3 separate regions of the Mus musculus genome follow, and regions 1 and 2 are each linked to region 3. Evidence: chromatin loops called from intact Hi-C (ENCODE). Cell type or tissue: gastrocnemius. All regions are shown on one strand. Links, peaks and the distances in the headings refer to the core of each region. The heading gives the core; the rest is flanking DNA. Region 1 overlaps Pla2g7 (phospholipase A2, group VII (platelet-activating factor acetylhydrolase, plasma)). Region 2 overlaps Adgrf5 (adhesion G protein-coupled receptor F5). Region 3 holds the start of Adgrf1 (adhesion G protein-coupled receptor F1).

Region 1 (10,161 bases), core at 1,027-9,026, 340 kb after region 3:
TGAGCCTAGCTGCAGCTGCTACCCAAGCTGGAACCCCAGTCACAGCACTAGCTTGTATCCCCTTTGCTTTTCGATGAAGTATTTGCAGTGTGTAACTAACCATTTCTCCCACAGGCAACTCTACACAAACATGAAGGTGTTATAATATCTTACGTTATCATTTTCCTTCTAATTACTGTATTAGGTTCAGCAAAGAGCAATAGAATGTTCCCGGGCTCTCAGTGCGATTCTTGACATTGAACATGGAGACCCAAAAGAGAATGTACTAGGTTCAGCTTTTGACATGAAACAGCTGAAGGCAAGTTTTTAACAGAGCCCTTTCTTCCTTGGACTGTGTTTCTATTTTAAAAACTTGCTTCTTTTCTGCTATACCGCAAGGTACATGAGAAGAGGCTTTGTGATAGATGATGGCTTCGATTGCTAACCTGACACAATCTAGACTCACCTGGGAAGAGAGACTCATTGGTCTACATTGGGTTGGTCTGTGGGTATGGTTGTAGGGGATTGTCTTAAGTTCATGGATGGGAGAAGACCTAGTCCACTGTGGGCAGCACTAATCCTTAGGCAGGAGGTCCTGACGAGCTAAGCACACGTGAAACAAGCTAGCAGGCAAATAGATCATGCATAGATTAATTTCTCTCTGCACTTGATTGTTGATGCTACCTGTTTTAATATCCTACCGTCTTGACCTCCATGCCATCATGAATTATATACATGGAGTTGTGAGCTAAAATAAACCCTCTCTCCTTTACTTTGACTGTTTTTCCAGGATATTTTATTACAGCAAGAGAAATAATACCAGAACTAGAATGGGCATGCGCGCGCGCACACACACACACACACACACACACACACACACACACACACACACACGCTCTCAATCATGCAAAGAAGGAACCAGTGAAACCTGTGTCAGGTTGAATTGTATGTAAATAGAACCTGCCAATTTGAGCTGAAAAGTGGAGTTTCATATGGTTCAACTTCATATATACAAGGGAGGTATAATTTATTGAATAATAATGGCATCATTTTAAGCTTGACCTTGAAAGAGTTGGCCAAATGTTTTGAATGACATTTGGCGGGGGTTGGGGGTTGTAAGTGTGTTTGTAAGTGTGAAGGACATGACTTGGGGGTTAGATAGCTCAGTGCAGAAGGAACTAGAAGTAGTTGGATTTGAGAATAAGATGATGGTTTCTTCTCTAGATACAACCGAGATGTGATGCTCAACAAGACACCTTCTTCTGTCTTCATGATTCTCTATATGTCCCCTTGGCCTGACACAGATACTTCCTTTTCACTAACTCCTGTCTCATCTTCAACACTCAAGTCAGCCATCACCTCCTCTGAGAAGCCCCCACTCCCACCCCCGGCTTTTGCAGAGCCTGGGTTGGCTATTGTACTACCATAGAGCTCCTTGGTCTCAGGGTGTTATGTTGTGTGCATTGCACAATATCAAAAATCGCTATCATTTTCTTCCACAATAAACTGAGCTCACTAAAAATGAGACTATGGTGTCTGATATGGCAGATATTCAAGAAATATGCTTAGGATGAATAAGCTGATAATCATGGGATAATGTGAGACAGAACTCACAAGGGAGCTCGGTATCAGAGGGGGTACTGTCGGGTGTAGGTGATAAAGACCAATAGGTTTATCTCTGAGTGTGTGTGTGTGTGTGTGTGTGTGTGTGTGTGTGTGTGTGTGTGTGAGTACACGCACACACACATGCACATTCTATGTTATAAGTCATCAAGATATTTATCAAGACCATGAAGTGAATAATGATTGCATGATAGAATTTTTAATGTACTCTTTTATTTTTAATTTAATTTAATTTAATTTTTAATGTACTCTTCTGGGTACATTTAATGCTGGGTGAGATGGTAACTTTGCTGTCCTGCTTTTTCACCCAGGATGCTATTGATGAGACTAAAATAGCTTTGATGGGACATTCTTTTGGAGGAGCAACAGTTCTTCAAGCCCTTAGTGAGGACCAGAGATTCAGGTAAGAGAATAAGACAAAACAAAACAGCTGAAGATAACTGGGAGAGAGGGCATGGGTAACACATGACAGTTAACTGGTTTCCTGAAGTTCCAGTGATTAAGGGATCTTTTGGGGTTGATAAATCCTACTATATATATAATATATATATATATGATATATGTATATATACACACACATATACATATATATATATATATTTGCTGTTTTCATTTTACATGTATGAACACTTTGCCTGCTTACATGTATGTGCACTGTGTGCATGCTTTGTGCTGAAAGAGGTCAGAAGAGAGCATCGACTGCCCTGCCACTATAGTTACAGAGAGTTGTGAGTTGCCATAAGGATGCTGGGAATTCAACCCATATTCTTGCCCAGAGAAACAACCGTTCTAAACTACTGAGCTATCTCTCTGGCTCTCACCTCACAACTGTTCTTTCTTTCATTAAGTTTATAGATTTTCCTAGACAGAAACCATTTTTTTTGTCCTGCTACTAAAACACTTTTCTTGCCATGAAAACAGAGCAGCAATATACACGGATGCACAAGCATCTCTGTAGTAGGACAGAGTCCTTTGGGTGTACACCCTGGACCAGTATAGCTGAGTCACACGGTAGCAATATGTTCAGCCTTTTGAAAGGCCTCCACCTTGATTTCCAAAGTGCCTGCACCAGTTCACACCCTTACCAACAGTGAATAAGGCTGCCCCTTTCCCCAGCGTTTGCTAGCATTTGTTGATTCTCACTGGGATGAAATGGCCTCCTGACATAATTCTAATCTGCATTTCCGTAATGGCTAAAGATGTTGAACGCCTTTAGAAGTACTTATTAGCCAGTTGTTTTCTGTCCAAGAACTCTTAGTTTGGTACATTTTTGGCCCATTCTTTTTGTTGTTGTTGGGCTGTTTTCTTGTATTTAGTTGTTTTGGGTTCTTTGTTTATTTTATGTGCATCCATGTCTCTCTCAAATTTGGATTTTAGCACCATTTGGGTGAATGTGTGTAGAGGCCAGGAAACTAGAAACGGTCTCATGAGCAGTGAAGCAGAGGCTCTGAGGGAGAGAGTGGAGAGCCTAATAGAGCCTAAGATATTAAGTGGGGATATGTGGATGGAGATGGAGAGAGCAGAGGGAGGGTCATCCCAAACTAAGTATGCATGAGCACGCCATACAGAATCCTGCTACTTTATAGGTTAGTTTTAAAAGCAGTTTCCCACCTATCCTTGCCCATCCCCCATTGTCCTTATTTATCTATAAAGGATTTAACCATTCACTTGGAATTTCATCAATATGTCTTTTCTGTGACATGTGTCTGATAATATTGCTACCATTTTTCCAATCTTCCCTAAGACATTAGGGTTTTTAGTTTCTCATTAGTTTTTCTTTTCTTTTGTCTTTCAAGCGAGGCGGGATCCAAAAATCACAGATTTATTTGGGCAAAAGTCAGACAAGATCCCAGTTTTTTTTTTCTAACATTTAGAAACATTTTCTTTTTTGAACGACTTCATCCTAGACTCACATGGAACGGTCTATTTAGGGAGTGAGCTGGACCATTTGAGATGTTTCCGTGCGCTCGATATACGGGCACCTCTGCTGGCTACCCCTTTGCATATGGATGGATTTTCCAAAAGTCTCCCTAGGGAGCACAGAACCAGACATCGTGGGAAGAAAAAAAAATTGATTTTTAATTAAAAAAAATTTTAATCATGTGAACTCATTATTTTTATTCATGTGAATGTGCATCCTCTCTCTCTGTCTGTCTGTCTCTCTCTCTGTTTCTCTCTGTCTCTGTCTGTCTGTCTGTCTGTCTGTCTCTCTCTCTCTTTCTCTCTCTCTCTCGCGCGCGTGTTTGTGTGTGTGTGTGTGTGTGTGTGTGTGTGTGTGTGTGTGTGAGTACAGGTGCCCAAGGAGGCTCAGGGTGTCCTATCTCCCAGAGATAAAGTTACAGGTAGTTGTGAGCCATCCAGTATGATCTTCTGCAAGAACAGTAAAGGCTCAGCCACTGAGCCATTGCTCCAAGTCTCCAAAATTCTATTTCCACATGGTATGGTTCATGTGTTTTGCTCTGTATATATAATCCTACATGTCTGTGTATCATATGACTCTGAAATAGGTGCATCACCCACACTGTGAGACACACCTGAGACTCTAGAAACAAGTTGAAGAGATTAATCAGCAGTTAAGAGCATGTATTGTTACTCAAGTTCCAACACCATGTCAGGCATCTCCTAACCACCTATGACTCCAGCTCCAAGAGATCTGTCGCCCTCTGCTGGCCTCTCTGGGAAATGCACACACTCCCCACCCCAGCCTTGAAACAGAAGAAATAGGGCAAACTTGCATTTCTCAGTTTTGAGGAAATCACAACTTATTTAAATGTATTTTGAAAACCGCGTGACAAAATGAACATGAAAAAAACTTTTAGGATACAGCTTTCTTTATGTAATGATTCTTTAAGGAACATAATCTCATGTGAGTCTAGATCAGCCTCATTACAAAGCTGATTGTAGCTCCCCGGCAGGTGGTGCCGTGGGAAGGCCTCTGCTGGCTAGTCTGTAACCCGCCATTCTCTGTCATTGCCAATGATGTCTGCAGATGTGGAGTTGCTCTTGATCCATGGATGTATCCGGTGAACGAAGAGCTGTACTCCAGAACCCTCCAGCCTCTCCTCTTTATCAACTCTGCCAAATTCCAGACTCCAAAGGACATCGCAAAAATGAAAAAGTTCTACCAGCCTGACAAGGAAAGGAAAATGATTACAATCAAGTAAGTGCCCCTGGCCTGGAGGGTGATCTGAACACCTGGAACTTCTGGGAGACATTGTAGAATGGCTGTGTGTTGTTAGATTTTTAACACATAGAATGTAGTCTGTCCTCAGTGCTCTTAGGTTTTCTTTTATTTTCTTGTAAAATGAGAAACTTTAGTTTTTAAAACAAAGTTACAAGTAAACATTTTAGTCTGTCATACAATGTTACAATAAAAAAATAATCTCAACAGTACAATGAAATACATTTGCTGTGGTCATTGTTATTACTCCCTTGTTGCCTTTAAATATCCAAAAGGGGTTTGTACTCCATTTCAGACCACTTAGTTCCCAAATAAAAGACACAGAGACCTTTTAGATTTATAATAAGCCTTAAAACACTAGAGCTGAGGAGATAGCAACCGTCTATGCTATTTTATCTATTTCACTGTTAAAACTCCTGAGCCGGGCATGGGGGCGCACGCCTTTAATCCCAGCACTTGGGAGGCAGAGACAGGTGGATTTCTGAGTTCGAGGCCAGACTGGTCTACAGAGTGAGTTCCAGGACAGCCAGGGCTACACAGAGAAACCTTGTCTCCAAAAAACAAAAACAAAAACAAAAACAAAAAAACTCCCAAGATATTCTTTGCCACGTGTTCTATCTGTGTTGCTCCTGCTCCATCAGGCCAGCTCCCATGGTCATGTGTTCAAGATCCACCTACCCCATAGTGACTTCTTCCTCCTCGTCTCCTCCTACTGTGGTTCCTGTTGAGATCCCAAGTTCAGGGAACCTTTGCTCTGCCCCACTCTTCTGCCCAGCCCAGGCTATAGGCATCTTTATTAACCAATCAGGGACAAATTGGGAGGCCTGATTTACACAGCATCCTTTGGTGTTCATGAGGATGTCATCTGAGGCAACCAGACCTTGGGGACCAGTATTTAGCACTGGACTACAGAGCAGTACTAGACCAACCCGCTACATACATTTTTAACTTTGCATGTCTAATGTATTACTGTGTCGTGTCTTGTCTGGAGTAAATCCAGAGAAGGTAAGTAGATCCGAGGACGTAACATAAAAGCTTGGATTTTTTTAAAATAGTACCTACCCGGCTTTCAATTAGAAATTTTTATTAATCCCAGAATTAAAAAGAAATTAAAAATTGTTTGCTAATCTAAAGCAGCAAAGTCTTCCAGACTGACACTAGCTGCTTTAGTAAGGAGATTAGCGATGTTACAAACGTTGGCTATTGATTTCTTGGTACTATGCAATAACCATGCTGGCCATGAAAAGCTTACCAAAATATAATCAATGGCCTTAATTTTTAAACTCTTATTGATTCTTTGTGAACTTCACATCATGCACCCCAAACTCACTCATCTCCCCGACCCTCCATATCTGCCCTTTGCCCTTGCAACCTCCTCTACCTCCTACCCCCTACGAAAAATTAAAATTAAAATTTTAAAAAATAAGAAAGAATTCTCACTGTGGAAGCTGCAGTGTGTCACACAGTACACCCTTCTGCCTAAACAGCTTTACTTGTGAATGTTCTTCGCAATGAGTCACTGGTCTGGTTCAAGGCGTCTGGCCTCTGCTACACTATACTGGACTCTCACCAGGATGCCTCTCGGACATCCCGTTGTTGTCCTGTGTGATGGAGATCCTGCAGCTTTGATTCTGCACGACCTGCCCCTTCATGCAGTCCAGCAGTTTATAGATGAGGTAGATGTTGGTGTGAGCCAACCCAAAGCCCTGGATCTGGCCCTGGGTGGTAGCTGAGTTAGTCAGCCCTCCAGTTGTCCTGTGCAACCTTGCCACCAGGGCCAGCTCTATCACATTGCCCACGTGAGGGGCGAGGACAGCTCTCCTGCATGCCAAAGCTGGTGAGGGGGCAGCTTTGCACAGCCCTCAAGACATTGCCCCAGGCGGCAGCCTAGACCAGAAATGGCTACATGGCCTTTGGTGTCAACCTGGGCTGTGGACATCAACACAGACCCCTGCTATTGCAGGACCACGGACCCAGACATGGTCCTGGTGGTAGCACTGGGACCTTACCATGGGCTCAGGTGGCAACATAGGCCACTCACACCAGGCTGTTCCTTACCACCTTCAAATCCCCAGTTCTGCCACTTAGTGCACAGATCACTCCATTTTTCTTTCTCCCATCCCTCCACCACATATTGGCTCATCATAGTGGCATTGCCCCAGAGTCCTCTGGGATACCTCCGGCCCCGCCCACCCATGCCCTCTTTCTCTTTTGATGGGATACATGTGAGTGTTCTGCCTGCTTGTCTCTCTGTGCACCAAGAGTGCGGAAGTGTCTGCAAATGCCAGAAGAGGATGCCAGATCCCCCTGGAAATGGAGTTACAGACAGTTGTGAGCTGAGAATTAAGTCCAGTTCATCTGCAAGAACAGCAAGTGCTCTTAAACACAGAGCCATCTCTCCAGCCCCAGACGTAAAAGAAAATACTCTTAGTGCTGTTATTTACACAGTTCTTATAGTGGAAGTTAATATATAGCTAAAGTATTGCCTACTTTCATCTGAACATCAATACATACAGTATTGAGGCACAACAGTTCATCCGTAGGCCATGTAAAGTCTTTAAAGAAAAGGCGAGAGCATGTATACGTTTACCTGTTGGAACAATATATGAGTTTATAAATTCCACAACGCTATGAATGGATGCCCTGAATAATAATCATGTGCTTGTATCCTTTCATGGGGCTAGAGAGCAGTTGTTCCTCTTGCAGAGGACTGGATTTTGGATCCCATCTCCCGTGTCAGGTTGCTTACAAAGGCCTGCATCTCCAGCTCCAGGGGATCCAGTGAACTTTTCTGGTTCCTGCCAGCAAATGCACACTCACACATGCACACACAAATGAAAGTAATTATTTAAAAGACCCTCAAGCAAAAATGGAACTCATCTTTCTACTATTTAAAACCTGGTTAATTCAGGACTGGGGGGGGGGAGACAAAAAGGTTGCACTTAGAACAGTTCCCCTTTAGGGGGCCTTGGGGGTAGCATTTGAAATGTAAATGAAGAAAATATCTAATAAAAATGCCTTAAAGAAAAAAGAACAGTTACCCTCTATCTATAGTTTGGGTTTCTGACTTTTGTTTTCATAGTTTTAGTGATTTATGGCCAGTTGTGATCAGGAGACATTTACTGGAAAAAATTCTATAAATAAACAATTTTTTTAAGTGTGAACCATTCTCTATAATGTAACAAAACCTTGCACTATCCTGCTTTGATGGGGACTATTCCTTCATCCAGTCATGCAGATTCTCTGTGCAGACCTACTGATAGTCACCTAATGTCATGACAGCCATCACAACAAGTATATTACAATATTCAAGATTAAATACAGTTCAGCAAACTAGTGGGGAAGAGGAAGAGAAAAAGAGAAAGAAAATTGCCTTTTCATTTTTCTCCTTTTCCTCTCTCTCTCTCTCTCTCTCTCTCTCTCTCTCTAACATATAGTATTGGTTACTTTTCTGGTTTTGGTGAGAATAAAATAAAAAAAAAAAAACCTCTGTGCTCAGTGGTTAAGAGCACTGGCTAGCAAGCCACGGAGAGCAAGCCAGTAGGCAGCACTCCTTCACAGTCAGTCTCTGCTTCAGTTCCTGCCTCCTCCCAGCTCCTGTCGATCTCGCCCTGCCTTTCCTCAGTGAAGGTCTGTGTGCAATCTGGAAATCAATCCTTCCTTCCCATGTTGCTTTTGGTTGTGGCATTTATCATAACAAGAAACATAAGCCAGGGCACAAATATTTTAGAATCCTTAAGTAAACAGCTTTGACCCTCAGCTACATTAAAATGATCAGATTATGTGCATGTGTGTGTGTGTGTGTTCACGCAACATGATTTATAAGTATCTTTCTCTCTTAGGGGCTCAGTGCACCAGAACTTTGACGACTTTACTTTTGTAACTGGCAAAATAATTGGAAACAAGCTGACACTGAAAGGAGAAATCGATTCCAGAGTAGCCATCGACCTCACCAACAAAGCTTCGATGGCTTTCTTACAAAAGCATTTAGGTAAGAAACAGCACGTTCCTCTGCTAGGTTCTCAGGATCAAATAGGGACATAGTCTTATTGTAGCTGTTTCCACTTGGCTTTTGGTAAACAAAGCAGTGAATCAATTTGAAAAGAAACATTTCAAAAAGAGGAGTATGTGGCCTTGCATTAATGTGTGTGCATGTGCATATATGCATACCATATATATGTACTCGTTGAAGCTAACAGCCCTTCTATGAACCCTAGAGTGGAGTTACATGTTGAAGGTACTGACAGCCTCTTGCTTGTCTCGAAGCAGCTCTGGAGGTTATGCATTTTCGAATGCAACCTGGGCCCTAGGAATTCCATTATCACTGTGATGATTCTGTAATTTGTGGCTCTGTGGTGCCACCTAGCGGCCCTCGGCTGTTTAACATTCTTGACAGTTTTCTTGTGGTTTTTATAGGGCTTCAGAAAGACTTTGATCAGTGGGACCCTCTGGTGGAAGGAGATGATGAGAACCTGATTCCTGGGTCACCCTTTGACGCAGTCACCCAGGTCCCGGCTCAGCAACACTCTCCAGGATCACAGACCCAGAATTAGAAGAACTTGCTTGTTACACAGTTGCCTTTTAAAAGTAGAGTGACATGAGAGAGAGAGAGAGAGAGAGCGCACGCGCGCGCGCGCGCGCGCGCGAGCAATGTATTTACCCAAATAAGCATTTTTTAAATATACACTGTACTGTAGGATAGTGATGAACGCCTAGCCTAAGATTTTTTTCCCCCTGTAAATGTAACGAATATAAAATAGAGAATACAAAAATGATTGTCTGTCTAAATCTTAATTTTACAAAGCTGGTCCTTTAAGTGTCAAATGAAAAGCTACTTTCATGTTACATTTACAATTAAAGCCTCTAGTCAGGAACGATGCCAGACAAAACACATTGGAAATGACTTAAGATTTCCAAACTAAACAATGAAACAGATTATCACAAACTAAACAATGAAACAGATTATCCCATCTTTGGCTTTCTGTAAGTCTGAGCAGCAGAGTTAAGACTGAGCAGCGGGAGAGCTTGTGTGGAATCTGGTGGCATGCCTCTATGACCTTTGGCTGAGGGTAGGAGCATCCATTGATCTGATCACGAAGTCAGTCCTAATGCAGGATGGGTGATGCTGTCCTGTTTCAACTGAGGATGAAAGGGGTTGTGCTGGAGGATTTTTAGAATATCTGGGACAGGGCAATAGAGTCAATATTGGCACATTAGGTTTTTAATTTCCGGTGCGTTCTGTTTACTAAATGGAGGTGTTGTGAGTAGGCAGGCCAGGGATCATTCAGACACGTTAGGTATTTACGCAAAGACTGTGAAGGACACAAAGGAAATGGTCAACATTCTCAGCCAACATTAGATGTTTTATTTGTATGACC
Region 2 (9,903 bases), core at 1-8,000, 190 kb after region 3:
TCTCCGAAACAGGGTCCGTGGCAGGAAAAGAGACCCATCCAAATCTATGGGTAACGTGCTCTCTCTGCAGACTTCTGGGAGCAGATGCTGAAGAGACTCTTTCAATAGAGAAGATGTTTTCTTTTGTAAAGACAGACTAAAAGCAAAGGCCATGTTTATTTTTGCTCCTAGCCCTATCCCATGTGTAATGCCAACTATGTATAGTATTTAAAAGAACCCTCCCCACAAGGCTCAACTTTTCTCTATGTACTGTAAAATAGAATTTTGAGGAGATTTTTATACACACACCCCCCCAAACACACACTCACACCATTGGCTACAAAGATAAGAGTTGATTGAAACAGTAAGTAAAAGGCTAGTATCCAGGAGTTCAGTGACTTCAAGGAAGGAAGGAAAGATGGAGGGAATGAGGGAGATAAGCAGGAAGGAGGAAAGATGATAGAATGGAAGGAAGGAAGGAAGGAAGGAAGGAAGGAAGGAAGGAAGGAAGGAAGGAAAATGTAGAAAACATTAGGGAGCACATTTTAAGGTTTCCACAGTTGTGCTCTAATATGGCCACTCATCTGCCACAGCTCCGAGAATGAAAATATATGGCTCAAAAACAAAATGAAATGAAGTCATGGGGGATATAGTTAGCAAGTTCCTGATCTTTCCCAGCTAAAAGGATAAAAGAGAGAGGCGGGAAAGTAGAAAAGAAAGTAGAAAGGAAGAGTCGGCACGAGGATGCTTCTGGCTGGATAATAATATTTGCAGGCAATGCACCCAAGGAGACACAGTTCTCATGACAAGGACACATATGAACCTTTGTATGTCAAGGTCTGAGCAAAGCACAGTGAACATGCAGAGCACGTATGACAGCCACTCTGTAAGATTCAAGAAAGGTTCATCTCTCATGATCTGTCAGATACGCATTGTATGCTAATTTGTTCAGCCTTTTGAAAGCCATGCATGCATATGTACATATTTTAATCCCATAATTGACAAACTTGATCTACCGCACTGAGCTCAGAGTCCTACGTCTGTCGTACATGTAACAACAGCTTTAACCGGGTACTCTCTGTGCATTGTAGAATAGATTTAATAATTATGTAGCATGTACATTTTTATTTTGTACTCGTGACTTCATTGTGACTGTGGTGATGACAGCCCTTGGTGTGCTGTCTGTATTGCTGTGTTCTATCCCTTCCCAGCCTTCTAAGTTCCTAGGCCAATATACATTCAGAGTTTCTATGGTCTGATTGGTGTTTCTTGCAGCCACTTGGAAGGAGAAAAAGGACCTGGCTCGATAAGCAAATCGCAGATCCCCCACCCCCACCCCCAAGAATTAGATTCTGAATTTATGCCCGTGTGGTTTTTTTGTATGTGTGTTTCTCAAATTACAGATATTTATTAAAACTGCATCCATGTTAGAACTCACCAGGTTCCATATCCAAGAGCAAGCATGCACCCCACATCAGGGTGTCAACCCAAAGGAACAGTGTCAGTTAACTTCTCATTGCTGTAGTAAGACACATGGATGAAAGCAACTTACGGGAGAAAAAGGTTTGTTTTGGTTTACCCTTCGGAATATAGCCCATTACGGCAGGGAGAGCACGGCTGTAGGAGCATGAAGCCAGCCCATCACACCCACCACCTCAGCAGTCTGGAAGTGGGATCAGGCTATGAGAACTCAAAGCCCTCACACAGTGACATCTTTCCTCTAGGCAGGTTCCACCTCCTAAAAGTTCTATAATCTTCCCAAACAGCACCATCAACTGGGGGCAGAGGGTTCTGGTACGTGGACCTATGGGAGACAATTCACATCCAAACAACCACAAGCTGCAGACCCTTTAGGACCGACGTGCAGCATTGAGTTTTTATAGAGTGAGAGACTGTGTGGGTCCTTCGTTGGGAAAGACAAGATAGAAGAGTCTGAGGTCTGACATCCATAGTTTTAGGTACTTTCAGTCTCTTAGTTCTAAGCTTGAAGTCTATTTCTGCTTCTCCGTTCTTCATAGCGGAAGGGCAGAGTGGGGCATACAAAGTCCCGTCCCTTGGGTTCCGTTTCTGCTTAAGTGCCATCTTCCCACACTTGCGTGAGAAACACCACACGCCTATCCCAATTTAATGGCTCATTATTTAAAGTTCTTACAGGAAAGGAATCCACAGGAAATGTGGATAAGATCTCCAGGGAGTCTCCAAAGCAGAGCAGAGTTCAGTAGAGGGAAGACAAGAGGCGTCTAGGATGGGACATCCTTTGGATCAGAATCAGGTGCCAGAGAAAGAATGGCCAGGAATGTTCAGCCCCTTGAGTTGCACTAAGGAGCATCAAGCCAGAGGGATTTGCATGGTATAACAAGGCAACATGGACGTCTTGGAAGCTCAGCACCAGGAGAGGCTGGGGCCGTTGTGCTCAAGAATGCAAAGATCCAAAGTACACTGAGCTTTGGCCCACTTCATTGGTGCCTCTTGGGAGCCATGGGGCTTGACCTTGTAAGGAGATCCTCCACAGTAGCATAATAGTAGGAACTCTGAGCTGAATTCCATAGCATGCAGATCTGGCCCTCTGCCTGCTTGCATTCAGAGAGACACGTCTCCCTTTCACCAATTAGCATGCCTACAAATTCTAATGCACACATGAATTCATACACAGACCTACAGATTGATCAAGACACACAGGAACATGTGTGCGCACATGTGCACGCGCGCACACACACATATGTATATGTATATATTCACGCACACACACACATACACACCCCCAGGCACATATGAACACACATTAACACCCAAATACACAGGCACATACATACAGACGTCATCATGAGAACCACCACATCTCTGTCCCAGCTGAAAGGCTTTTGGTTTAAAATCCCCATGGGAAGTTTGCTAGTTTGTAAATGCAGGATTCAGGAGAGGGGGCAGACATATCCACTCCAACACGCACATACACAGACGTACCTTGATCTTTCAAGGCACAGCCCTTAATCCCAGAAAAGGAGGCTGGAGATGTTGCTCAGTGGTTAAGGATATATACTGCTCTTCCAGAGGAGTCTCTAGCTCGGATTCCAGCACCCACGCTGGGCAGCTCACTACCGCCTGTTACCACCAGCTGACAGCAATCTGTTGCTCTCCTCTTGACTTTGAGGCTGCATGCATGTACATATCCAGATACATTTACACATACTTAAGGGTTTGAAAATAAACTCCAGAAAAATCTATGTAACGAGATACAGAAGGAGCACTTCGTGGTTTCCTGCCCACCACTGTATATGCAACCCCATATTAACATTTCTAAATGAAACCATGAAATAAACATCGCATCCAAAGTTGTAAAAGACAGAAACACGTAGGGTCTGTGCATTGCGTGAAAGCTAGAGCCGGTGCCCAGTTCTGCGGCAGCAAGGGGGGACTGCGACAGAGAAGGCATGTTCTCTGACCTGGGTGCCAAGTGAGTCATGTTCACTTTGCTAAGAGAGCGCCACCTACTGCCCACATTCCCACATGTCTTTATTATGTAAAGTAGATTTCCTCCACCGGCCACCAACTTTCCTTAAGGGACTTTTCATTCAGGCAGTTTCTTGCAAAATGATCCATGCGAATGTTTCAGGGGTTGTGAAGTTGGAGAATCCAGAAATACACCATTAATTCACAGCAGTGTTCTCAGGGAATACCGTAAGCATCACCTACGGAGGAAAGGAAGAAACGCCAAGGGAAGTCAGGGCCTTTGTGATTTGTGCAGGGCACCTCAGAGAGGTCTGTGTTGGGAGAAAATACACACAAAGATGAGAGAGAGTACAGCAGCAGCCAGTGTGGAGGGAGGCATGTGGGAGTTATTCGCAGGTGAGTGGAGCAGTAAGTCACAGCCAGTTACAAAGACAGAAAAAAAAATTATGTGGGCTGGTTATTCAGGGAGAAAGTGTTTTATCTGCACCATGTAGAAATGTTGTGTATGGGCTTTTGCACCCCAAAGAGGAATCCAGGGACCCAGGTCAATAGAAGTCTGGTTCCTTGAGAATCCTCAAAGAAGGAGCTTAGAACAGACATCTCTTTCTTACTTATTGTTAAAGACAATAGAAATAGCATTTCTATTGCAACCAGATGCCGTAGGTCTCTAGAATTACGACTCAGAGTTTAAAGTCATGTCCTACTAAAATATCAGTGTATTAGTGATGCTGTCTTTCCTCATAATAAAATACCTAATGATTTGCCCGGCTCGCTTTGCATATGGTGTCCATTTGTTGGTCAGGTGCTGCTGTCTCATGATTGCACGAATCAGCCAGAAAGGCCTTCAGACTTCCAGAGGATGCCAGAGGCTCATGGCTGAGCTCTGGCGGGTCCCTCAGCTTTTGTCGCACGGTCCAGACTCCCAGGAATGTTGTGATGATCCAGCGCCACACAGGTGCTTTAAACGGGGTCCTTGAAGCAAAGTTCAAAGGGACCTAAACATCTAGGAAACAAATCAACTCATGTCTGTTCCAACATGTGTGGTTTGGTTGGCTGAACCGAGAGTCCCGTGTCCTATATACACAAATGCTTTCTAGCACATTCGCCTAAGCTGAGGTTGGCAAGGCTCCTGCACCTGTGCTTCTGGAGTGGGAACGGCTACAAGAAGAGGGTAGGTAGGCACAAAGACTGAAGCCCACTCTGAGTAAGACACCTGTATTTATTTCCGAAGGCTAATTCAGGGACTGGAGAGCCATGAAGGACCTCAGCTGTGGGGTTCTTTCCTCACCTCCAAAATCCGATTTCTGGCACCCGTGACAAAGCTAAAACAGAAGTCACGTGTCCAGCCCCTTCCAGACAGGCTGCTGGGTGAGAAACGGAAACGGAAGCATGTCAGGAGCCTTTTCACAAATGGGACCTGAGCAGGAGCTCCAGGAGCGAGCCAGTTCCCATCGCAGGGCTTTTATTCTTTAATTCAGAGCTCAGTGAAATATGATTGCAACTATTACAGAATAAAATGGACTGCCCCAAGGAATGTAGCAGGGGTTGGGGGGCGGGGGCGGGGGGAATAAAAGGCAAAAGGAACCGATTGGGCAAGGTCTGGGAAGACTGCTATCACGCCCCAGTTCCAGCAGCACTGGACAATAGAATTCAAGAATGTCTTCTTGCTTAGCCTCCTTGGGAGCGATTTTGATCAGTGTCCCATCCTGCCATTCAGCACCTCCCTCCCCCACCACCCTTGATTAACTGAGGAAAATTATTACATCCATTTGCTGTTTTTTTTTTTTTTTTTTTTTTCCTGGAACCGTGTGATTTTCCCCCATGATTTCACAGCTGTCTGAAGCAGCTTCCTCTCCCACATCTCCAGCTGGGCTAATAAGTGACAGCTGGCCTCAATCCTGTGGACCCTGGCCCGCCCTGTTTGGTTCTCCTGAAGCTTGCTCGCCACCTGGTGGACATTAGAGGACGTGCCTCTTTTGTGGTTCTAACTGGCGCATTGTGGAGTCCGAGGCTGAGGGTCTCTGGTGGACAATACACAGTGATGTAACTCAGGTCAGCTAAACAGAATGAAGCATAACGGATGTGGTGGGAGGAAGGAATCACTCCCCCTCCCGCTTGTAAATATTACAGCTCTGAAGGGAAAGGTTTTCCCAATGTGCCTGTTACAGCTCTGAGGGGAGTGGAGAAGTATCCTGGCAGTTGGGAGCCAAAGAATACCGAAGGGTCACACTGCACATCAGAGCGCACACAGATTTGCTGGGAAAGACACAAGAAAGTGGCTGCGTCTGCTCAGTCGAGAAGCAGCAAAGAGCTGAACAGGAGGCAGGCTTTATATAGAGTTTCTTGGGGTTGGCGTTTTCCAGGGCGGAGATATCCAGAGTGGGGATTGATGGGATTTCAAGTCCTGAGCTTGGGGTGAGCCGAGGGATTGGTAAGTTTTCAAGCTCAGGGATTGGTGGGTTTTCAAATCCCAGACATGAGTTCAGACTTTTACCCTAGACCATGTCCTTCCACTGTGACATTATGATCTTTGCAGGGACTAGTTAGGAAACACACAGAGGTGTGGACACACACGGTTGAACCATACATAGGGCATTTGCAGTCAGGAGGGTATGTATATGTATATATACATACATATGTGTGTATATGTGTGTTTGTGTGTGTAATATATCATATATGTAGCATATATGTAACATATATAACATGTGTGTGTATACACACTCATACATACATATATCTTTTTTTTTTTTCCACTAACAAAAGCTTATTCATGCGACCAATCAAATCTAGAGGCAGGCCCAGAAACAGTGACCCACTCCACCCTGTCCCCACCTGCACACCTGCCATCACCATCACCCCACATTTTTAAACAGGCTTCTGGAAGGTGCTTAAGGAAGAAGAATGGGCAGGGGCCTTCCATGTTTCATAAGAACACTTTCTCCATGAGCGAAGCTGCAAAAGAAAAATTGAATTCTCCTATTCCATGTTCTACCTCACCCACCGAAGAGTTTTATTCAGCCACAAAGAAAAGTATAATAATGTCATTTGGAGGAAAATGGATGTAACTGGAGATGGTTGTGCTATGAAATGTAAGTCTGATCCAGGAAGACAAACATCTCCTAGATTTAACACACACACACACACACACACACACACACATATCACACTACATACACACACAACACACACTACACACACATGACCATATACCCACACACCACAACATACACAACACACACACAACACACACACAGTACAACATACACACACCACAACAAACACACACACACACCACACACACACACAAGTAGAGTAGAGACTATTTGGGAAGAGGAAGGGAGAAGCAGAGAGCTGAAGTGGGGAGGAGGGAGAAGAGAGGGTAATGGGGTTGAATATGGTCTCACTGCAGAATAAACTTAACTCAAATGTCATTCTGTAGACTAGAAGACGGTTCACCAGTTAAGAGTTTATTACTGCTCTTCCAGAGGACTCAAGTTCAGTTCCCAGTACCCATGTCAAGTGGCTCACAACCTCTGTAACCCCAGCTCCAGGGTACACACTGCCCTCTTCTGGCCTTATGATTAACTGTACCCATTTGCACATATGTGGGAAGCCGTTACAGAGTGGCAGTTACAGAGTGGCAGTTACAGAGTGGCAGTTACAGAGTGGCAGTTGCAGAGTGGCAGTTGGCTACAGCTGGCCACCACACATACATAGCCAGTAAAGGTTCTTTTGCCAAGGTGAGGTTTTGAGAATTGACAAAAGTTAACCAATCAGATGAGAGACAAGTTAACCAATCAGATGAGAGACAAGTTAACCAATCAGATGAGAGACAAGTTAACCAATCAGATGAGAGAGAACGCCTGTCCTAGGCCTATAAAAGCAGCACCAGTTCTGGGCTCGAGGTCTTTTCGCCTCTACAATCAAGCTCTCCCAATAAACGTGTGCAGAAGGATCCTGTTGCAGCGTCGTTCTTCCTGGCCAGTCGAGCGCGCGCAAGAAGTGGTGCCGAAAACCTGGGAAAAGAAACATCTTCAGGCACGAGCGAAGACCCCCTGCTACAGGGAGGATTCAGAACTGCATCACGGGGAAGGAGCGGTTAATAAAGGTTCCCGTAAAACAGACTGCTGAGAAGGATCCAGCGTGGATTCAGAACTCTTCAGCTGGGGAACGGTGGTAATAAAGGTTCCTGTAAAACAGGCTGCTGAGAAGGATTCAACAGCATGAATTCAGAACTCTTCAGCTGAGGAACAGTGGTACTGGTAAGTCTCCCAAATTGATCCCCGGGTTAAAGGGGGATAAAAAGGAAAAGAAAAGGGAGGAAAAATAAAAGGAATCAGTGATAAAGAAAAGGAAATAGTGATGAAAAGGAAAGGGGAAAGAGAAAAAAAAAGGGAAAGGAAAGGAAGGAAAGAAAGGATTGAGACAATAAGGTTCCCGGCTTTGGGACAAGTTAAGGTTCCCGGTTTTGGGACAAGTTAAGGTTCATGAGTTATGCTTTTTTCTCCTATTGACCCTTTGTGGGTAGGTCTGATAGTTTTGGTCTTGTTTGTTCTGATATATGGACTCTGTTACTGTTTGAAACTGTGTGTAGAGGCAGTCAAGACAGGTCAGAAAATCCTTACAGAGCAACAAGAAAGTATGTCGGAAGAGGAGAAGGGCTTAAAAAGAAAAAGGAAAAAGAAAGGAGACACAGTGTTATCAGGTGGACAGAAAGGACAAAATAAAAGAGCCGAGGCGGAGGAGGAGGAAGGCATGCCTTTCACCTGGGCAGTATTTAGATTGGAAAGCCTTCCTTATTGAATTTGCAAATGAACAGGCAGTGGCTAACTCTGCTGCAGGAAATCCAGCATGGGATAGGGATATGCTGCTTGGTCAAGGTCGCTTTGCACAGCAACAGACAAGATATCCAGTGCAGGTGTTTGAGCAGGTGAATCAGATTGCCATAAGGGCGTGGAAATCATTGCCCACAGGTGTTGACGGTGTTGACATGGGCGAGAGGGTCTGTTTGTTTCCCCAGGATCATTGACAACAGCTGTGGGTCCCAGAATGACTGACAAGGACCGTGAAAGATCAAGATGAATCCCAAGATGATCCTGTTCCTGATGATTGAGACCGGGATAAGTATACCTTTGAGGGCCATAGTAAGATCATGGCCAGTACCTTTACCGGTACATTCCAATTCTTCTACCTAGCCTTTGTTTTTTGCAAAGGAATGTTTTTTGGATGTGCCTTATGCACGACAAACTCCTCAAGAACCATGGGTGTATAAGAATACTAGTTTTCATTTAAATTATACATTATGCTTTGTGCATAATGTGGATAAACCTTTTACACCCTGTATATTTTTTAAGAAAAAGATTATCTCTAATTGGGCAGATCAAATTAATACTGCTGACACTATAAGTCAGATAGCAGAAAAAACGTCTGAGGCATTGCTTACCCTGCAAAGGGTGGATTCTCATATCACCTCAGGGTTAATGTTAGTAAATCAGAGAATGGATATTTTACAACATGACATGGAACAGATGATGGATGTCATACAAATGAGTTGTGTGGCATCCACTTTGCATGTGTGCATTACTCCCAATAGGTACATTAATAATTATTTTATTAAAAGTACAGACCTATCGAATTACCTGAAGGGGAACTGGTCGCAGGAGCTGGAGAGGTTGCAGACGAGGCTGCAGATGCAGATCCTGAACCTTAATGGGACCAGAGTGGAACCAGTGACCCTCGGAGACTTTACCTCTTGGCTTACCTCTGCTTTTTCTTACTTTAAGGAATGGGTGGGAGTGATTTTGTTTGGTGCTGCCATATGCTGTGGACTGGTGTTCATGCTCTGGTTGGTATGCAAATTCAGAACCCAACAAAAACATGACAAGGTGATTATAACTCAGGCACTTTTAGCTATTGAAAACGGCACCTCCCCTGAAATTTGGTTATCTATGCTCAAGAATTAGTTGGCATCTGAGTTCTCTGCTCTTGCACCCCACGACACTGGGATGAGAGAGACTCAATGATCATTGATCAGCCCTTGCTCATCAATAGGGTGATCATGATTTCCCCACTAATTCATTTTTTGGCTGGCCTCTTTTGCAGAGTTCGCCCTAGGTCATTTAGCAGTTACTGTCACACAGCACTGCGGTATCCAGAGACGGGCAACTTTCCTCATGCACAGACCAACCTAAGACACGGGGCCCAGTGGCGATAGGGTTACCCTATGACAGGAAAGGCTGTGACATTAGAGGAATGACCTAAAACAGGAGCCACGGCGGATGGACGTAATTGCACAGGCCTAGACCAGCCTCATTTTATTAAAACAAAAAGGAGGAGATGTGGGAAGCCGTTACAGAGTGGCAGTTACAGAGTGGCAGTTACAGAGTGGCAGTTGCAGAGTGGCAGTTGGCTACAGCTGGCCACCACACATACATAGCCAGTAAAGGTTCTTTTGCCAAGGTGAGGTTTTGAGAATTG
Region 3 (10,161 bases), core at 1,535-9,534:
ATGTACAATGTAACTGTGCTACAGAGTGCCAAATCTTCAGTCAAAGATCATGCATGATGTCCCTGGGAGGAACTTTTGAATGGCATTTTGGCAGCGAGATTGACATTTGAATTGGGAGGCTGAGTCAACCCCACTTTGATTTTGATGTAGGCAGGCCTCCTCGAATCAGCGGCCTTGATAGACCAGAAAGTCCAGCCTTCTCGCAACAAAAAACTCTGCTGTCTAACTGCTTGAGCAGAGACATCATTCTTTCCAGTCGGAAACATTGTCTTCCCTTGCCAACTCTCAGATTCATGATGGCACCAGTAGCTCTCTTGAGTTCTCAGGTCTTTTGACTCAAACCGTACTGGCACATCATTGTCCTGAGTCTTTCCTATGCTGCCTATAGATCATGAAGCCTCTTACCTTCGTAAGTGCACAAGCTGACTCTTTATAAGAAATATATAACTATTCTCACTCTGTGTCTTTTGTCTGTCTATCTCTTTCTTTCTCTGGTTCTGAGGAATCCTAATGTGTTTGCAAAATTAGGCATGCTTTTATCTGGCCAAGCATTTAATGGGCCACTGTAGTCCTCTTTCCTACAGTTAATTGCATACACCCACTTCCCTGGCCTGTTGCCTAATTGTGAACAGATGTGTAAGGGCACCAAGAAAGAGAATTTGGATTCCTTAAAGATAAGCTTATGCCTCCACAAAAGATCCCCAACTTTTATAGGTTTCAGTGGAAAGGTTTTGTTAAAGAATTGTATCCATGATAAACTACAGATACACCTTTGGCTCAGCAGCACAGGTGTGTGGCCAAGCCTTACCAATGAGGATAAATGAGTATAAAATATGCAAACAAGGCACTGATATTGCAAATGGTCTCTACCAGAGTCTGCTCTGAAGAGTGAAAATTGATGTTAAGTCAAATTGAAGAATGTATTGGAAGAGAAGTTAGACTAACGTACAGGAGGTGCTGCTGTCAGCTGAAGGCAATGTAAGTTTGGCCAGAGGTTAAAAATGGTCAGGTGACTGCACCATGGCGGTGTAGCCAGAGTCACAAGAGAATCCTAAGGAGAATACTCTGCAAGTGATATTATAGGAAAGATTGATCTTCCCATGTCAATTCACACGAATTATAATAATATGTGCTGCTGATGATATAAAAGATAATCTCTGTCTCCCAGGTGATTTTATATTCTGTCAACTTGACAACACTCCACCACACCTACCGATGGACATTTGTGTCTCTGTGTGTGTTTATTTATATTTTGGCTATTGAGGATAAACTCATAAATATGGCATATAATTTTTTGTGATGCCATATTATTTTTCTTTCTCCTGGGTACACACCTTAAAATAGGATCACTGGATCTCGTGGCATGTATCCATAGAAGTTCATGAGCCAGCTGGCCTGGCATGCGGCACCCTAAAAAACAAGAAACTCTATCTCAAACCAGGTGGAAGGTGAAGGATAACTCCCAAAGTTGTCTTCAACACAGCTGCATTCATGCACATTTATACACACACACACACACACACACACACACACACACACACATACACAAAATGGAACTACATTTGCCATCAAGTCGGTGTGGCGGTTTGAATGAGAAAGGTCTCCGGTAGGCTCAAGCCTTTGAGCACAGTTCCAGTTAGCGGTGCTGTTTGACGAGTGTATAGGGAGGTGCAGCCTTGGATGAGGAAATGCATGACTGGGAACAGAGTCTGAGAGTTGACAGCCTCACTCTGTGGTTTGTTCTCTCATATTCATGGCCATGGCTGAGGATGTGGTCTCTCAGCTTCCTGCTCCTGTCATGCCTGGTACTTGCTGCTGTGTCTTCCCTTAGTGATGGATTCCTATCCCCCTGGAACTGTAAACCCCAATAACTCTGTCTCCCTCAAGCTGCCTTTGGTGGTGATGTTTTATCACAGCAGCAGAAAAGCAATGGATGTAGACATATCCAGAGGGGATTGCTGCTCTGAAGCGTCCGACTCTGTTGCTTTGGGAGGAGTGTGGAAGACTTTGGAACTTTGAACTAGGAAGCTGTCTAAATGCGATAAGCTCTGTTTAAAGAGCTGTCTAACGGGAGTCTAAATGCCAGCAGGGCTGAGAGCAAGACAGACTCTGTAGGCCCAGCTTATGTGGTCTCAGAAAGGAGCACGATCAGCAAATGGGCTAAAAGCTAGTCATGTGCAGTTTTGGCAAAGAATCTAGCTGCCTTCTGCCCATGTCCTGAGAACTTGCATACAGAAAAATTAAAATGTAATGGGCCAATTTCTCTGGCTAGAGAAATTCTGAGACTGCATAATATTGACTCAATGGCATGGTTGTTACTGGTATGTTTATGCGGGTCTGCACTTTTTAAAAGAGTGAATGGGGTAGAAAGAAATACAAAATATGCTATTTGGAGAAAAAAAGAGCATTGGGTAGTTTAATGTTGCAGGAAAGGCATGTGCTGGAAGAAAGTCTATAACTGTTAATGGGGACTCCATTAAGGAAAGGTCTCCTGATCCATATACATTGTAAGAAGGGAAGATTGTCCTGGGGTAAGATCCTACTCAGCTAAGTTTCCGCCTTGTGTTATTTGGGGAGCCTAAGGTGTTTTCTGATCTTAGGAAGCAATTGAATAATATCACTGCTGCTAATATGATCCAAGTGGGCAGGGTCCATCCCAAGCTGGCACCTGCACTTGCCAGTGTCATCTAGGTAGAGCTAACTTTAGACCTGTGCAGGAAGAAAGAGTTAAAGGGTCATGAATTCGTCCTCTGCAGTTTCGGATTGGTTCTCTGCAGTTCTGCAAAGGCCAGGAACTGTATGGCAGAGGAATGCCTCTAGGAAGGCCCTAGGAAGGCAGAAGGCCATTGTGTGAATGCACAGAAGTGAAGCCTGGGTTTCATTAGAGACCCCTAGATACTTGAGATGCTGCAGCCCTGAGCTATCTTTCAGGGAGACCTGCATACAGAGAGCAGAACCAGCCTAAGAGACAGATGTGTGTTGCAGACAGCAAAGCTGGTGCCACCATCTAAGCCTGGACACAGAACTACAGGATTTGAATGATGTCTTTCTGAATCCTATTATTCTTCTCTATGCTCCCAACTCGCTCACTCTCACTCTCTCTCTCTCTCTCTCTCTCTTTTGGAATGCCATTGCATATTCTGTGCCATTATATGTTAGAAGTATGTAATTTACTTTTTGATTTCACGGGGGGTGGGGTGGTGGTGGTGGTGGTGGTGGTGGTGGTGGTGGTGTCATAATGAGATTGCCACGAGTCTCAGAAGTGACTTTGGACTTTTAAACAGTGTGGAGACTGCTAAAGACCACGGGAACTTTTGAAGCTGGATTAGACGCATTTTGCATTATGGTATGGCTATAGGCCTATGGGGACCAGGGAGCCGAATGCAGTGGTTTGAATGAGAAATGTCCCAATAAACTCAGGCTTTTGAACACTTGGTCTCTGTTCCTCTAGGCTCCGCCCAAAAGTTACCTAGCAAAAGCCTGCCTTGCTATAAAAGGACTGTTTGTGCCCCCCCCTTTCTACTCCCGCTCCTACCCACTGTTTCAGGCTGGCCTCTTCCCTTCTTTCTCTCTCTCTCTTTCTGTCCCTCTCAGACACCTTTCTTTCCCACACCCACTTCTCATGCCCCAAATAAACTTCATTTTATACAGATCGTTGTAGTTCTGGTACCTGGGAGCATGAGGGGGGAGGGAGGGGCGTTGGTGGAGATGCCTCAGCATGCCCCCCCCCCTGCTAAGGCACCCACTCCTGCCAGGTCATGCTGTCGCCTTACGGGGACAGTACATCACTGGTCCAGGCTTTCCATCCATTTTTGCTCCCCTTGCCTTATATTTGTAGTTGGTCGTAGGATCTCTGTCTCTCGCTCTTGCCATCACACCTGTCACCTGCTGTTGTGCCTCCTGTCTGTGATGACTTTATCCTCCTGGAACCACAAGCTCAAATAAACTCCTTCCTGACACACCCTCTGGCATTGGCATTCTATCTCAGCTGCAGCAAAGTAACTGACCCAGCCAGCAGACACACAGCAATGGTGTGTTTTCTTCTAATGCATTCACACTTTATATTTTGTGTTGAAAATGTGTACCTAGATAAAATGAATTTTGATGTATATTGTGAGGGAGGGATGAACATTTATGCCATATCTGATTGGCAAAGAAGATACTTTTGAGATCCCTGTTGAGACACGGCAGGCTGTGAAATTTACGTTGCAGTGAATTTTTGGGCTTTTGGGTTTTGTATTCCGCTTACCTGAAAACATGCCAAAGTTCATCGAAAGAAGCAAATTATTGGCTGTTATGAAAGAGCCCTAGGAAGTGCACTTCTGCATAGCTTAACTGAACGTCACCCTGTGGGAATACGGATCTTTCAGTTTTCTAAAAGAATGGGAAATTTGGGTTTTCATGTGAAATCCCATGACGTTTAGGCATCGGCAGCTAATTCCAAGTTATAAAAACACTGCATGGTCCAAACAAAACACATCTGCAGTCCAGATGAGGCCTGTGGGGGTGCCAGTTTGAGGTCTGTGGGTTAGATATTTCTTCTTCTTACCTGCTATGATTCATCTCTGTGCCTCTTCCACGGTCTTCCCTGATATAAGGAGGTCAGCCCTCATCACTGCGGATGTTAACTGATTGTTGCTGGCCCCATTTCCCACCACGCTGTCAGGTCCTTGAAGGTAGTAATTGCAGATTTTGGTCTGGTTTTTGTCTTAATCTAGGACCTAGTAACGTTTAACATAAGTGTGTGTTGGAGAAATAAACGGATGAACGAGCAAAACGTGCTGCAAACGGACTACCCGCAGAGTAGACAGGACAAGCCTGGTTCCTGATTCCTTTGGTGAACTGCTGGCCTGCCCTCAGATCCCTGTGCCCACACACCTATGGCCATGATTTTATCAACATGTGGCGTCACCTGCTGCAGTGTGCTCTTGCCACTAGATGGCGCCCTTTGCTTAACTTTAGACATTCTGAAGTTCGGCGGTCACGCCGAGGCTGGATAAAAGAAAGGGAACAGAAGTGAAAAGCCACATCTTAATCTTGGCCACATCTGAGGCCTTCACATACACGTGCCCACGGGCACACGCACATCAAGCGCACGCATGGACACGCACGCTCACAGGCAAAAGGAGGGAGGAAATGACTCTTTTACCCTGTAGTTCCTAACTTTCTTCCTAACTCAATCTGCCGCATGCAAACCCTTCACATTTTTCACGGAGCAGCAGATGGGCGCCTTGCCTAGCTCTGTCGAATTTACCCAGAACCTTGCATTCAGTAGCTCGTCGGATGTTGAATGAAATGGCAAATGGAGTCTCTCAGCTGTGCATGGCTTTCTGACTTATTCTGGAAGGTTCATGATTACAACCCTCTACCTCCTCAGCACCTGTGCGTACACCCATCATTTCCGTGGCTAGTCAGCAAGGCCGGATGTTTCTGCTTGTGTTCCTTGTTGGTTTTTGAGAAACAGTAGTATACAGGCGAGCAGACTGGACTTTCCAGTCTGGCTGCATTGGCTTCCCGGTGTCTCATTTCCTCAATAGCACTGCGCCTCAACTTCCTCATCTGTAAAATGGGATCAAGAGTGGGAGCTGCCCCCCTTCTAGGGGTGGGGAGGGAAGTTGCTACAGAGAGTACAAAAGTCATGGAGACTGCTCAGAATCACTTTGTATATATTAGTGTCTCAGTGAGTCACGGTGGATAAGTATATGACACAACTCCTCTCTAGGTTGTTCTCAGTCAGCTCCTACCCTTGTCGTTGGCATGCTTGTCTCTGGGGTGAAAGAGGCTCCCACAGTCTTGTGCCTTTACGTCCTGAATGCTGGGATCATAGGCATGTACCACCACCACGTTCCTGAGTACCCTTGGTCATACTTTCAACAGCAATACCATTGTGTGATAACACCCTGTACCTCCGAAAGCATGTATCCTAAGTCACTCTGACAAAGGCTTAAGCCAGCGGTTCTCAGCCTTCCTAATGCTGCGACCCTTTAATATACTTCCTCACGTTGTGGTGACCCCCAACCATAAAATTATTTCCTTGCTACTTCATAACTGTAATTTTGCTACTGTAATTATCTGATAGGTAAGGTATCTGGTATGTGACCCCTGTGGGGGCCATGACCCACAGTTGAGAAACACCGGTTTAAGGCTTGTCCCGAAATCTGCCAGTCATCTCCACCCAGCTAACCCTGCCTCCAGCAATGAGCGCTCAGAGCCATGTACGTCTTCATAGACTGTTTTGTCTTATGCTGTCCTAAGAAATCCTTAGCTGATTTTCTTATTGTTTTGACAAAATACCCAAAGAAAAGTGATTGTAGAGAGGAAGGGCAGAGAGGCTTCTCAGTTAAGAGCCCTGACTACTCTAGCAAAGAGTCTGGGTTCAGTTCCCAGCACCCACATAGGGGCTCACAACCTCCTGTAACTCCAGCTCCAAGTGATCTGTCGCCCTCCACTGGCCACCTCCAGCACTGCACATATCAAGTATACTTAAATACAGACAAACACCCATACACATAAAATTAAAACAAATAAATCTTTAAAAAAAAAACTAACACAAAAATAAATGTAACAACATAAAAAGGCCTCATCGACTTACTTACTTTGAGATAGGAGCTCCCTTATCCCTAGCAGATATCAAATTTAGTGCTATGATGTAGATGACCTTGAACTTCCAAGTGCTGAGATCACTCGGGTGCATCTCCACACCCTCTTTAGCCCTGGGTGTTCATGGGACTCCAAGCAAAAGCAATCAGACTGATTACACAAATCAGCACCCACACAGGGGCTCACAACCTCTTGTAACTCTGGCTCCAAGTGATCTGTCGCCCCCCACTGGTCACCTCCAGCACTGCACACATCTGTATGAAGCTAGTGCAGCTCGGAGTGCCTCTTCCTCCTCTTAAATCTTGCTCTTGCGTCTCCTGCATTTGTGGAATGAGAATCTACAGAGGATAGAACACACCAATACATGTTTAGCTTGCTTTATGAACAGAGCTGAACACTTACCTCCTGCTTCACTCAGGCGTGTTCATTTAGGTCCTAAGCGTGGCCTCCTTCATAGGTTAACCCAGCTTTGAACTCACAATGGTGAGAGACCTAGGGCAGTCACATGACCAAACCCACACGGCTTCCTTCTGTCACTTCCTTAGTGGTATCTTGGTTATGCCCCACAACCTCACCAGGAAGTAGTGAGGAATTCAGCTTCACGTGTTCTTGGCTTTTATGAGGAAACCAGAAGGAATAAATAAATGGCTTATTGCTGGGTCATCAGTTTCAAAAATGCATCTTATTTTTGAAATAACCTAAATATTGGACACAGTGTGACCTCCGTTTCTTAGATTGGGGATTACAAACTATTCAGTATTCGTGGTTCAGGTTCATATCCTCCTTCCTGTTCCCAAACCAACGTAGTCATGAGAGTCTCCCAAGGCCACTGCTTACTTTCTAGCATCCTCCCAGGTGCTTTTGCTCTGAGACATGGTAGTGCCCCCTTGGAGCTGAGAGCCTCACAATCATCCCTAAGAACTGCTTGAGCACCACACAGCCAAGGTGAGTAAGGGACCTTCCCTCTGAACTTCTAGTGATTTATATCTAGCTTCCTGTGAACCAACTGTTCCATTTGACCTTCTATTGCTTCGTGGTCCCCCTCCATGACTACTTTCCGACTTCCCAGCCATGATCCTGCCCAATAAAACCTGGAGGTTTTCCAACCCCATTTTATTTACTTCCATATGTACATTCTCCTGTTTCACAGGGTCTTCCTATGAACCCCTGGCTGGCTTGGAACTCACTATGTAGCTAGCCTCTGAGGTGTGCAATCCCCCTGCCTCAGCCTCCTGAGCACTGAGACTACAGTGTACCCCGTCACACCTGGCCGGCCCCATTTTATGAGCTGCCTGCAATGAAGCTGTCGGCGACTAAGGCGCTTCTGCGAGCAGCACGTTTTAATATGGCAAGAGCAAAAGAAACGCCTGTTCTAATCCTAGACTGCCGGGTATGGAGCTGGATATATGTCTAGACATTCTCAGCCATTTGTTCTGCGGGGAAATTTGGTGCCTCTCACAACCGGTTGGTATGGAGAGGCAGAACTCTGCCATAAGAGAATAGGAAGAAAATAAAATTAACTCCATTCCGTTCTAAGTTTCCTATCCCCAAGACTGATAGACAGTGGCCAGCACCCTCATATAATGGACGTTTTCAGATGGGCGCCATCTACCTGCTAAGTTTCCTATTGTGTCAGATCTACACTGGCTGGAGAAGGGTTACAATATAGACTGAGCAGTCCAGCTGTGTGGAAAACAAGAGTCGAGTTAAGAATATGCCTCAAGACCCTGATGGCTTTGATGAGAGATTAAGTAGCCTCTCGTGTTGGAAATACACCCCAAGCACAAGGATGTCTCCCCTGAAACTCACTGCTCCTACACTAATCTTCCCCTGCCTAGGGTGAGGCTTCCTTTACTCTGAAAAGGAGACGAGGACACCCCAGTAGATAAGCCTTTCCCTTCTGTTCACGGATCTTAGGGAGTTCTGGGCCGAGCATGAAGTTTTGAGTTGGTAAAACATAATAATCACTCCGATTATCATTTGCACGGTTTTGACATTACCTTTTAAGCGTTCCCTTGTTTATTTGTCTGTATGTCTATTTATCTATTCATTTATTTTTGTGGTAAGATCTTCCTGTATAGCACAGGAAAACCTGGAACTCATCATATACCCAAGGAGGAGGACCTTCAACTTCTGACCCTCCTGCCTCTACTGCCTAAGTGTGAGGATTACAGATGCTCACAACCATGGTTTGTGTGGTATTGGGAACAGAACCAGTACAGAGGCAGTACACACACACACACACACACACACACACACACACACACACACACGTGTATGTGTGTATGTATGAATATATGTATCTATGTATATATGTGTATGTATGTATGTATGTATGTATGTATGTATGTATGTATGTATGTATATGTGGGTGGATTCTCACTCTGTCCAGGCTGGCTTGTAGCCTAGGGCTTCAGATGGCCTTGAACTCAAAGCAATCCTCCTGCCTCAGCATCTCATATGCTGAGATTATAGGCATTAGCTACCCTACCCAGCTAACATTCCTGGCTCTTTATTTTTACCCAACACTATGCTATTCTCGAATTTGTACTGTAAAACCACCTCGAACCATTTGTAGACTCTGCATACTTAAAGGAAGCAAAATAAAACGAGGACGTTCACTGAATTCAGGGACATTTTCCTCTTTGAGAAATAGCACATTTTTGCCCCCTGTGTAATTTAGATGAGGCTGTTCACGTTGAGAGTTATGTTGACCACAAAGCAATTCACGAGTCAGCTTGGTCATCATTGAGAGGTCACCCTTCAGTTTCTAAGCTGGATGAAACCTTAGATAGAACGTGATCGTTATTAAAAGGCATTCACCTTCAGCCCGTCCCGGCTGTCCTGTTAGCTGCTGTCCGCTCCACGGTTTTTTTCCATGAGGAGGTCTGTGGGCCCTGTACTCAGGCGAGCTGTATGGTGATGCTTCAGCTTTGAGTAAGACCTTTGGAAAAGAAGAGATCTTATCTACCCTCCCACAGAACTCACCTGCTTCTCCTCAGAACTTCCGCAGGGAGGGATGCATTTCTTCAACTTTATGGGGTGTGACTCCCCAAAATGTCCAGAAAGGTTGGACAGGAGCACCTAAGGGAATATGTTTTGTAGGGTCCTGATCTGCATGCCCAAGAGCATATTTGTCCCCTTTGTAGTCAATCTCAGCCTCACATCTCTGGTGGCAGAAACGGGAAGTCTTTGGTCTCTGGACTGCCTGTTTTACAAGCTCTGATGTTGGTTCTGAGTGGGCGGGAGGGAGTGCAGGAAAGTCTGTTGGCTTTCCCTCTGCAGGGGGTGTGTCCCAGTGTTTTTCAGCAGAGGCAGCAACCTGGCCTGAGCTGGTGATAGATACATCAGTGGACCTGTGGCTGCCAGTCCTGTCCTGGGTCACCAGCGTCCCTTGGCATCTCCCAACGGTGTCAGTGGCTGGGGAACATTGGAGAAAGGCTCAGCTGTGCTGTGAAGTCCAGAGTCCCAGGTAAGCTAACAGCTGTTGTGTGATTCCTGAGGACCCAAGCGCTGTTGGTTAAGCTGTGTTTTACTCTACGGGGAATATTCTGATTTCAA

Evidence for each region. A loop is a pair of places that touch in the nucleus more often than their neighbours do. Peaks named below come from ENCODE experiments on the same cell type or tissue, not always from the same donor. Only the 100,000 strongest peaks of a DNase experiment are listed, where the experiment ranks them.
Region 1: a loop joins it to region 3, with 5 times the contacts of the local background. A loop is called at or near these places in 36 of 42 quality-filtered maps.
Region 2: a loop joins it to region 3, with 8 times the contacts of the local background. A loop is called at or near these places in 38 of 42 quality-filtered maps.

The regions. Positions count from the first base shown.
Region 1 is chr17:43,602,644-43,612,804 of GRCm38, forward strand. It overlaps Pla2g7 (phospholipase A2, group VII (platelet-activating factor acetylhydrolase, plasma)), which reads left to right. Exons shown (of 12, transcript NM_013737.5): 8 at 185-298; 9 at 1,914-2,005; 10 at 4,592-4,762; 11 at 8,626-8,774; 12 at 9,200-9,558. The coding sequence ends at 9,336. Among named protein-coding and RNA genes, the nearest start is that of 1700071M16Rik, 16 kb to the left of the region's middle. In gastrocnemius, for the core only: a CTCF peak has its summit at 4,492; a DNase peak (open chromatin) is centred at 4,269.
Region 2 is chr17:43,455,364-43,465,266 of GRCm38, forward strand. It overlaps Adgrf5 (adhesion G protein-coupled receptor F5), which reads left to right. Exons shown (of 21, transcript NM_001081178.1): 21 at 1-4,194. Among named protein-coding and RNA genes, the nearest start is that of Gm25135, 6.1 kb to the left of the region's middle. In gastrocnemius, for the core only: CTCF peaks have their summits at 3,468 (motif pointing left), 5,375 (motif pointing left) and 6,979 (motif pointing left); DNase peaks (open chromatin) are centred at 3,451 and 5,364; H3K4me3 peaks cover 185 bases; H3K27ac peaks cover 1,729 bases.
Region 3 is chr17:43,260,413-43,270,573 of GRCm38, forward strand. Adgrf1 (adhesion G protein-coupled receptor F1) reads left to right here and starts at 9,935. Exons shown (of 16, transcript NM_133776.2): 1 at 9,935-10,072. In gastrocnemius, for the core only: CTCF peaks have their summits at 4,925 (motif pointing right) and 6,835 (motif pointing left); DNase peaks (open chromatin) are centred at 4,950 and 6,803; H3K4me3 peaks cover 352 bases; H3K27ac peaks cover 375 bases.